Regions from separate parts of the Homo sapiens genome. Here regions 1 and 2 are each linked to region 3. The links are chromatin loops, found by intact Hi-C in ENCODE. Cell type or tissue: endothelial cell of umbilical vein. All regions are shown on one strand. Each heading gives the region's core, and the rest is flanking DNA. Links, peaks and the distances in the headings are about the cores only.

Region 1 (3,001 bases), core at 165-2,664, 250 kb after region 3:
TTGTTGACTTTTTAAAAATTACTCAAAACTGACTGTTTTATTCAGATTCCTGAGTCACAAACAATGCCAAAGAACTGTGAGCCATTTTTTATATAATTCCACAATTACTATAGGTGATTTTTAAAGGAAACATTGATTTAACTCACAACTTAATGAATCAAAAATTTGCCACAGGATATTTACTAAGAATCTTTTTCTAAAACTGCCTTATCCTTTGTATTCTAACCACTCCCTCTCCACCACCACCACTTACCACCCCCAATACACACACACACACACACACACACACACACACACACACACACTCCCTCACCTACACCAGATCAGTTTCCCAGCCATTATTCCTAAAACCATATTAAAATTTCACAACACATGGTCGTACTTACTAGGTTTTCTTCCCCCTCCCCCTCCACTGAATCAATGTGTCTTGAAATATATATTCTCTTAAAATTCAGAATTCAGAAAATGATTACGATGTCTCTAACTCAAGAACACATATTATAAAATTCAAAGTCGGCTTCTGTTTACTGATAATCATGAAAAAAAAAAAGCCATACCCCACCCACCGTATCCGTAGGGTTAGGAGGTCCAATCTCGCCACTACAGAGCTCTGCAAGAAAGGACGGTTATAGTGCCAGGAAAACCATCGCAACAAGCCCCGGGCGAAGATAAAGAAAACAGATTTTACACCACGGGCAGCGCGCAGTCTCCTGGCCCCGGCCCTTGGTAAACAGGGGAAACCTTTGTCTTGCCTCAGCTATCAAACTGGTGGCTCATCAGAATTGGGGCAACAAGAGTTTGTGCGAAACGGTCTGGCAGAGGTTAAACAAAGCAATGCAGCTCCGGGGGCGGTGGGGAGAGGGCTGAGCCCGGACGGCGTCCGCGATCCCGGACGGTGAGGTCTGGTTCTGGCCCTTGCCGCGGTCGGGACCGAGCCAGGGACCTGGGGACAGGATGGCGAGGCGCGGGAAGAGGAGAAGGCAGGCGAGGTCCCATATTCTCCGCAAGTTCCCGGGGTGCAGCCCGGCGGCAGGTTCCCCTGCGGGGATCCAAAGCGCGCAAGCCGCGCGCAGGTTCCTCCGGGAGGGTCCGCGCCTCCCACATGGGGACACCGCCCCGAAGCCCACCGCCCGCCGCGCCGAGCCCACGCCCCCGGGGCCAGGTCCCCTGGAGTCCCGGGGCGCTGCGGGGGCCCGGCCCGGAGGGGCGCGAGTGGAGGAGAGAAGCCCGCCCCTGTCCCCATTGTCTGGCTCCGGCCGCGGGCCGAGCAGGCGCTCACCTGAGGTCCCCGCCTGGCGCTCCGGCTGGCAGAGCGGCTGGCCGGCGACCGGCGGTCCCGGGCGGGCGGCGGACTCGGCGGCACTGCGCGCGGCAGCCTCCGCATCAGCAGCCGCCGCGGCAGCAGCACCAGCAGCGCACCCGCCTCTCAGTCGGCCGTGGCCTCCATTGCTCTCCCCACTGCCGCCACCGCGCGGCACTGCGCGCCCGGCCCCGCGCGGCGTGGTCACATGCTCCGCCGGCGCCTCGGGCGCTCGGACCCGCGCCGCCGCCCCGCCCGGCTTCGCCCAGGGACAGCTGAGCGTGAGGCGCCGGCTTCCTTCTCGCGCCCTCCGGGAGTGGCGCACACCAGATGGCTCCCCTCCCCAGGGGTGCCCAGAAACCAGGAGCGGGCCCCAAGGAGGGGCGTGGGGTTGACCAGTGCCCTCCCGGCTTCTGCAAAGCCTGACTCGAGGGAGTGCTGAACTCGTGGGGTCTGAGGTTACAGTGGTGGGCTCACAGCGAGGCTCATCCTGCGTGTGGCGAGAACATTGGACCATCAGTCACCACCCCACAGGTTGCAAATTCGGTCCCTGTTACCCGCAGCAGTCTCTCTAATAGGAGATACCGGGAGCCCAGGAGAAGTTTCGCCCTGCAGAGTCCCAACCACAATAAATGGCACTGGGACTCCTGAGAGTTGAGTAAGTTGGAAAATGCCACCTAGAAATAGAAAGGCTAGAAATTGCATTGCTGAGTCCCTGTACATCCGAACGGAGTGACATTGACAATGTGCATTATTGTCCCCAGCCATAATGAAATTAAATATTGATTTTGATGCTTTAAGGAAAATGACTTCTCCTTTTGTGGGCTAACGAAGAAAACAAGACTTTTCCTTCATACTTTTTGTTGTGACTATGCCAGTGCAACTACTGGAAATCAGTTTCTGGTGATCTTTTTAGTTTACTATGTATGCAAGGATGCTAAAAATAATTGAATATCATTATTAAACAGGAAATTTTAAAGCAAAATGACTAGACAAAAGATGCAAAATACGAAAGATAGCCCTAAATTATACCCAGTATTGAGCCAGATGTCCCAAATGCCAAAAATAGGACTAGTAATTTCTTTTCTTTTTTTTTTTTTTTTTTTTTTGAGACGGAGTTTCTTGTTGCCCAGGCTGGAGTGCAGTGGCGCGATCTCAGCTCACTGCAACCTCCAACTCCCGGGTTCAGGCGATTTTCTTGCCACAGTCTCCCTCTGAGTAGCTGGGATTACAGGCGCCCGCCACCACACCCAGCTAATTTTTGTTTTTATTTTTAGTAGAGACGAGGTTTCACCTTATTGGCCAAGGACTAGTAATTTCACTGCATGACTTAAAGGAGCAACCTTGAGACTGGGAGAATCTAGTGCATGTTACCTTATCCAACTGGTTTATTCTAGATAAACATTTAAGTTAAATATCAGTATAATATATGGCTTTGTATTTTCGTGAATATAGATACTTAGTTCAGTGTGCACATATCCTAAACTATGTCTGCTTTATTCCAAATTAGAATAATGCAGAGTTTTAGAAAGGGTTGAGCAAATTTCTTTTGATTTGAGTTTAGTAGCGTTAGAAGTTCCCAGAAGCCGGCCGGGCGCGGTGGCTCATGCCTGTAATCCCAGCACTTTGGGAGGCCGAGGCAGGCGGATCACCTGAGATCGGGAGTTCAAGAACAGCCTGGCCAACTTGGCGAAACCCCGT
Region 2 (3,001 bases), core at 165-2,664, 240 kb before region 3:
TCTCTACTAAAAATAACAAAAATTAGCTGGGTGTGGTGGCGGGCGTCTGTAATCCCAGCGACTCAGGAGGCTGAGGCAGGAGAATCGCTTGAACCCAGGAGGCAGAAGTTGCTGTGAGCCGAGATCATGCCATTGCACTCCAGCCTGGGGGACAAGAGCGAAACTCCGTCTCAAACAAACAAACATAAACAAAAATGTTTAAGTAATTGTTAAGGAAGTGTTTACTATTAAGGGTTCCAACTGCTTTTTTTTTTTTTTTTTTTGAGACAGGGTCTCTCTGTTGCCCAGGCTAGAGTGCAGTAGCGCAATCATCACTCACTGCAACCTCCACCTCCCCAGTTCAAGCGATTCTCGTGCCTCAGTCTCCCGAGTAGCTGGGACTACAGGTGTGTGCCACCAAGCCACGCTAATTTTATTTTTTGTAGACAGGGTCTCACTATGGTGCCCAGGCTGGTCTTGAACTCCTGGGCTCCAGCAATCCTCCTACCTTGGCCTCCCAAAGTGCTGGGCATGAGTCACCACACGTAGCCATGAAAATTATTAGTAAAATGTTAAACCTACTTTGTAAACATGTACTCACATGTATTTTCATTGGTTTATGTGTTTCTACCCTCCCTTCATTTCTAAAAGGATTTGAGGTTGCTTACATAAACAGACTACAATAGGATATGTCTGTTTTTAGATGAAAAACTCAAGGAAAGAGAAAAATAGTCAGGAGAAGGGTAAGAAAAATAAGGGAAGCATAGATAATAAAGCCTAGCATAGTTGTATCAGAGCTTTCTACCAGGGAAAGAAAGACACCAGCTGTTCCTAACAGTGGAATCTTTTAGGAGGAGGGTGGAGCAGGGGCTTCATCACCATGTATTTCTTTCTTGTGTTTGTTTTCTCTCTCATAGATTAGTCAATCACATGCAAATGTCAGTAGCCCGGCCGCAGACTAGGATTTACACTGACACAGCTGCGCCGGGCGGGTCTGTGTGGACAGCATTGTCCTCAGTGGTATAGGACAGGCTCGATGGCCCCGGGCGTGCTGGCCACCACCTTGCGGACAGTCGTCTCGGGGACACAGAAGCGCAGCCTGCGATGGGCTTTCCTGTTGAGAATGCTGCCGTTGCTGAGCTTTCTGGTCAGTGTTGCAGAGGATGACGTAGTTGTGCAGGTCCACAAGCGGGTCTGGAACTGCTCCACAGTCTCCCTCCCGCCCTCGGGCCAGGTGGCGCTCCAGACGGCGGAGCCAGAGCGCGTGCGGCCGGCAACCAGGCCACCAGGGGGCGCAGGTTGGCAGCGGCTGGAGGGCTGCGGGGCTCGGCCTAGCGGAGCCCAGCAACTCGAACTGCGACACAAGTTGAAATTTAAAAAAAAAAATCTCTCGGATGAGGTCTTAACTGGTGTTATACAAGGAGCAACATAATTATAAAACGTTGGTGGAAAGCCAAATAGAACCCTATTTTTTTTACGTTTTTTCGCCTCTTCAAAGTTTATTCCTGATTTGTGTTGCATGAAACTAAGTTAAAAAAAATAGTTTCCAGTGAAGTACTATAAATGACTGAGTATGAGGCATGATTTTCCCCAAAAAATTATTCTTCAGTAAAGGTTACCGTATATGCAAGCTCTTAAAAGAACCCATCTTAAGAGGTGCTTTCTCAATTGCTTTATTTTCTCAACAAAGAACTGGGCAAGGAAAACGTATTGGGGCCGGGCACGGTGGTTCACACCTGTAATCCCAGCACTTTGGGAGGCCAAGGCGGGCGGATCACTTGAGCTCAGGAGTTCGAGACCAGCCTGGCCAACATGGTGAAATTCCATCTCTACAAAAAATACAAATATTAGCCGGGCGTGGTGGCTCACACCTGTAATCCCAGCTACTCGGGAGGCTGAGGCACGAGAATCACTTGAGCCCAGGAAGCAGAGGTTGTTGCAGTGAGCCTAGGTAGGGCCATAGCACTCCAGCCTGGGCAAGAGAGCGAGACTCCATCTCTCTCTCTCTCTCTCTCTCTCTCTCTCTCTCACATACACACACACACACACACACTCTCTCTCTCTCTCTCTCTCACATACACACACACACACACACACACACACACACTCTCTCTCTCTCTCTCTCTCAATATATGCTAGAATGGGAAAAGTACAGAGTTCTCCCTACCAAAATTAATAGGTTAAGCGAAGGAAAGGAATAAGAAATTCAAAACAGATTTAGTAATTATTCTTGGGAATATAATCTCATAATCCTAAATGCTAGGTGTTGTTCTAAAGCTTTAAACATTATTTTATTTATTTATTTATTTATTTGAGACAGAATCTCACTCTGTCACCCAGGCTGGAGTGCAGTGGCGCAATTGGCTCACTGCAACCTCTGCCTCCCGGGTTCAAGTGATTCTTGTGCCTCAGCCTGCCAAGTAGCTGGGACTACTGGTGCACACCACGACACCTGGCAAATCTTTGTATTTTTAGTATAGAAGGGGTTTTGCCATGTTGGCCAGGCTGGTCTCAAACTCCTGGCCTCAACTGACCACCAGCGTCTGCCTCTCAAAGTGCTGGGATTACAGGTGTGAGCCACCATGCCCAGCCCTAAACTTTATTTTAAAAAGCAAAACATGGCTGGGCGCGGTGGCTCACGTCTGTAATCCGAGCACTTTGGGAGGCCAAGGTGGGCAGATCACGAGGGCAGGAGGTCGAGACCATCCTGGCTAACACGGTGAAACTCCGTCTCTACTAAAAATACAAAATATTAGCCTGGTGTGGTGGCGGGCGCCTGTAGTCCCAGCTACTCGGGAGGCTGAGGCAGGAGAATGGCGTGAACCCGGGAGGCGGAGCTTTCAGTGAGCCAAGATCGCACCCCTGCACTCCAGCCTGGAGACTCCGTCTCAAAAAAAAAAAAGCAAAACATAAACACAAAACGCAATAAACCACATAGTGATTGTATTGTAAAGGTAAAAGTACACGTACAGGATGAATTTTTTTTTTTAAGTTCCTACTTTTACATGACATGAATGGGTTC
Region 3 (3,001 bases), core at 188-2,687:
TGAGCTACAAGGAACTATATTTTATTCATTCAAATTGGACCATTTTGTTGTAATGTGGAATGCTGGAGAATGACATTACAGGAATGCATATCCATATTTATAAGGCTTATTCCTACAATGTGGAAATGCCGAGCACACCATATTCTGCAGCTCTCTGCCAGTGTCTAGATTTTCCTATCCTTCAGACTATGTCTAAAGAGCAAAGCAGAAAAAAATAAATAAGTAAAGTTGCTGTCTTTTTGAGCAAACTACAGGTATCTCCATAGTTAAAATGAATAATAATAAAAAAAAAGAAAAAGCATACAGAATTAAAGACATCCTGCTCTAGGAAGAAGTGGCTAAGAGCGGGTGTTTATTCTTTGTGTCCTTGACAGCTGCAGTAAGGTGTCAAAATCCCCGAATGTATGACTTTGGTATTTGTAAGTGAAATCCAGCTCGGTGGGAGATACAAGCCACTCAGGATGGCGGTGTTCCCTCCTACACCAGATAATCCGTGGTACAAACAGACTAAGCATTTCCTGACAAAGGTGTGGTATAATCCTAACAATTACCTGCAGCCTCAGACTGTGGTACCCCTGAGTTTTATCACCAGTTGGTACATACCTCACAGCCCGGTCTGATCTTACACAAACAGGCACCCTCCCTGATCCATGCTGGTGGGCAGCTGTAGGGAATGTCAAGGTCATTGTAGCTGAAATGCAACGAAGTGCGAAGCTTCTGAAGCCGCTCCATGCTACAGCAGTTCAATAGTGATTGTATAGAGATCGCAGATCTTAAGAGCAGGAGGGGCCCTGAGATCACCCCTTGTGTGCATGCCCCTTAGTTTTCAGGAGGAGAAAGTGCCAGAGAGGTTGAACGACTTCACCCAAAGCCATACAGCCAGGTGGGGCTGGCTTTATATTCCACTGCATTCTGTCACTCATTCAAATGGTATTCACACTACTGGCCACAGAGCGACTCTGTTATGTACAGAGTCCTCACAAAGGACACCACTGTTGGTTTTGTCCCTATAACTGCCCCATATATTAAAATTTGTTTTCACTCTGCACGTGCACTATTTTTATCTTTAGAAAAAAAATGGTGATTTTTCTTTTAAATAGTGATTTTTTTCTTTTAAATCTGCCACAGAAATTGTGGCAGATGGTAGATTCACATTACTCAGGAAAGGGGAGGCTGGTTTTTGCTGTATTGAGTTCTTCTGTACTCCGTGGAGAGATACCAACCTGCAAACTAAGACAGTTCTCGGTGAGCCCACCATGTGCAGGCACTAGAGGGCAGCCTTTCCAAAGGCAGGCATTACAGACAGACACCCTTCCGTGGGTCTCTAGGAACTCGAAGGGCTGGGAAGTTTCTTAAGCCACAGAGAAAAAAGGCACTCCAGTAGACATCTCATCTCAGAAGAATGTCTTAATAATGGTGGCTAATCAGCTTGCCAGGACATACACTGTCAAATAGGTGTTTTCCATTACTTCTCTCTTTTTAAAAATAAACATACACACATACACAAAGACAATTCCAGACATAAAAACATACATGCCTCAGACACAACTAAATTCTCTCATTCCATGCTGGCATCTACAAGGGGGCGGTCTCTTAGGCTGCTTACTAAGCATCAATACCAGCATCACGTTGTCATGGAAAAATGCAAAGCATTCATGCAAGTTAATAAAGTTACTATCACTTCTACGACTTACCAGGAACATACTGCTTAGTCGACTGAAAAATAAAGCACAGTCTTTTTGGGGATGATTCAGTTATATCTCAAGTCACGCCAAAAAAAAAATCACATTTTCTATGATAATGGTCCCCATTTCCCTCCTCAAAGAATGAACAAAGCCTTTTATGTTTTCAAAAGTATAACTACAGAGCTGAAAGGAAGCTTGTGAATCCATGCAGCGGAAGCAAAACTAGGCAGACTTCATCTGAATAGATATTGTCAAAATGAGCGCACACAAATTAAACAGTTATTCTGCTTTACTCACATTTTTCTTCCTGTGTTTATGCAATTGTCACTTCGGGGAAGTTAGTCATTTTACATTTTATTAATTATGACATCAGGTTATTTAAAATCACGCCTTACTGTTAACAGAAATATTTTTATTGGGTTTCTATCTTTCCAATACTGCAGAATTATATAGTATACTTTTTTACAACACTAAATCCACTTCTTGGCGTGGCAGTGGCATGTGGTATGATGTGACAGAGCAGGTATCATTGAAGACAAGAGATTTTTATCTGATTTTTTAAAAACTCCTAAAAAGCTCTCATAAAATACAGCTGTTTTGTGAACTGAAATCTGTAAGTCATTCCTCTTAGAAAGGGGATCCAATGAACCAGAAGTTCACAACTTCTTAGGAATAATATTGCAAGAATCAAAAGACTTGAAGAAGGAAAGGTAAGGAGGAGGGGGGTCAAGGTTTTCTTTGGCCATCACCATACTTCCCTCTTCTTCAACCTATAAGAAGTCACAGCTTGCTTTTTCTATAAAAAGTGTTAGAGCACGGCCAGCTAGAACCAAGAATGGAAGCCAGTTAGGAAATGCTAAGATTTGAAGGACATGTCTGGGGGTTGGCCCTGAGGGCAGGACTATGGCTTTGGGCAGCGGTGGCAGCAGGCATCAAGACCTAGGCAAGTTGGGTGTCGTTCCAAGGTCTCTTGGCTACTTCCCTGTCTGCCACATGCTACATTTAGCTGGGTGTTATGTGGAATATGTGACCAGACACAATTTCCACAAAATATCACAAAATACACAGCCTACGCTCCATAGAAACAAGAACACCTCACAAATAATTTTCTTTTTTTTTTGAGAGGAAATCTCTCTCTGTCGCCAGGCTGGAGTGCAGTGGTGCAATCCTGGCTCACTGCAACCTCCACCTCCCGGGTTCAAGTGATTCTCCTGCCTCAGCCTCCTGAGTAGCTGGGACTACAGGCGCCTGCCACCACGCCCAGCTAATTTTTTGTATTTTTAGTAGAGACGGGGTTTCACTGTGTTAGCCAGGAT

Evidence for each region. Peaks named below come from ENCODE experiments on the same cell type or tissue, not always from the same donor. Only the 100,000 strongest peaks of a DNase experiment are listed, where the experiment ranks them.
Region 1: a loop joins it to region 3, with 13 times the contacts of the local background. A loop is called at or near these places in 26 of 110 quality-filtered maps.
Region 2: a loop joins it to region 3, with 3 times the contacts of the local background. A loop is called at or near these places in 4 of 110 quality-filtered maps.

The regions. Positions count from the first base shown.
Region 1 is chr4:56,047,578-56,050,578 of GRCh38, reverse strand. CRACD (capping protein inhibiting regulator of actin dynamics) reads right to left here and starts at 1,481. Exons shown (of 11, transcript NM_001393381.1): 1 at 1,280-1,481. RefSeq lists an enhancer at 910-1,585 and a silencer at 1,116-1,755. In endothelial cell of umbilical vein, for the core only: a CTCF peak has its summit at 1,481; DNase peaks (open chromatin) are centred at 638 and 1,458; H3K4me3 peaks cover 1,846 bases; H3K27ac peaks cover 795 bases.
Region 2 is chr4:56,542,981-56,545,981 of GRCh38, reverse strand. All of the region lies in intron 1 of SPMAP2L (sperm microtubule associated protein 2 like), which reads right to left. Among named protein-coding and RNA genes, the nearest start is that of SPMAP2L, 14 kb to the right of the region's middle. RefSeq lists a silencer at 1,168-1,357. In endothelial cell of umbilical vein, for the core only: a CTCF peak has its summit at 1,251 (motif pointing right); a DNase peak (open chromatin) is centred at 1,231; H3K4me3 peaks cover 350 bases.
Region 3 is chr4:56,299,941-56,302,941 of GRCh38, reverse strand. The region is part of intron 4 of CRACD (capping protein inhibiting regulator of actin dynamics); the gene reads right to left. Among named protein-coding and RNA genes, the nearest start is that of AASDH, 86 kb to the left of the region's middle. In endothelial cell of umbilical vein, for the core only: a CTCF peak has its summit at 1,268 (motif pointing right); a DNase peak (open chromatin) is centred at 1,301; H3K27ac peaks cover 954 bases.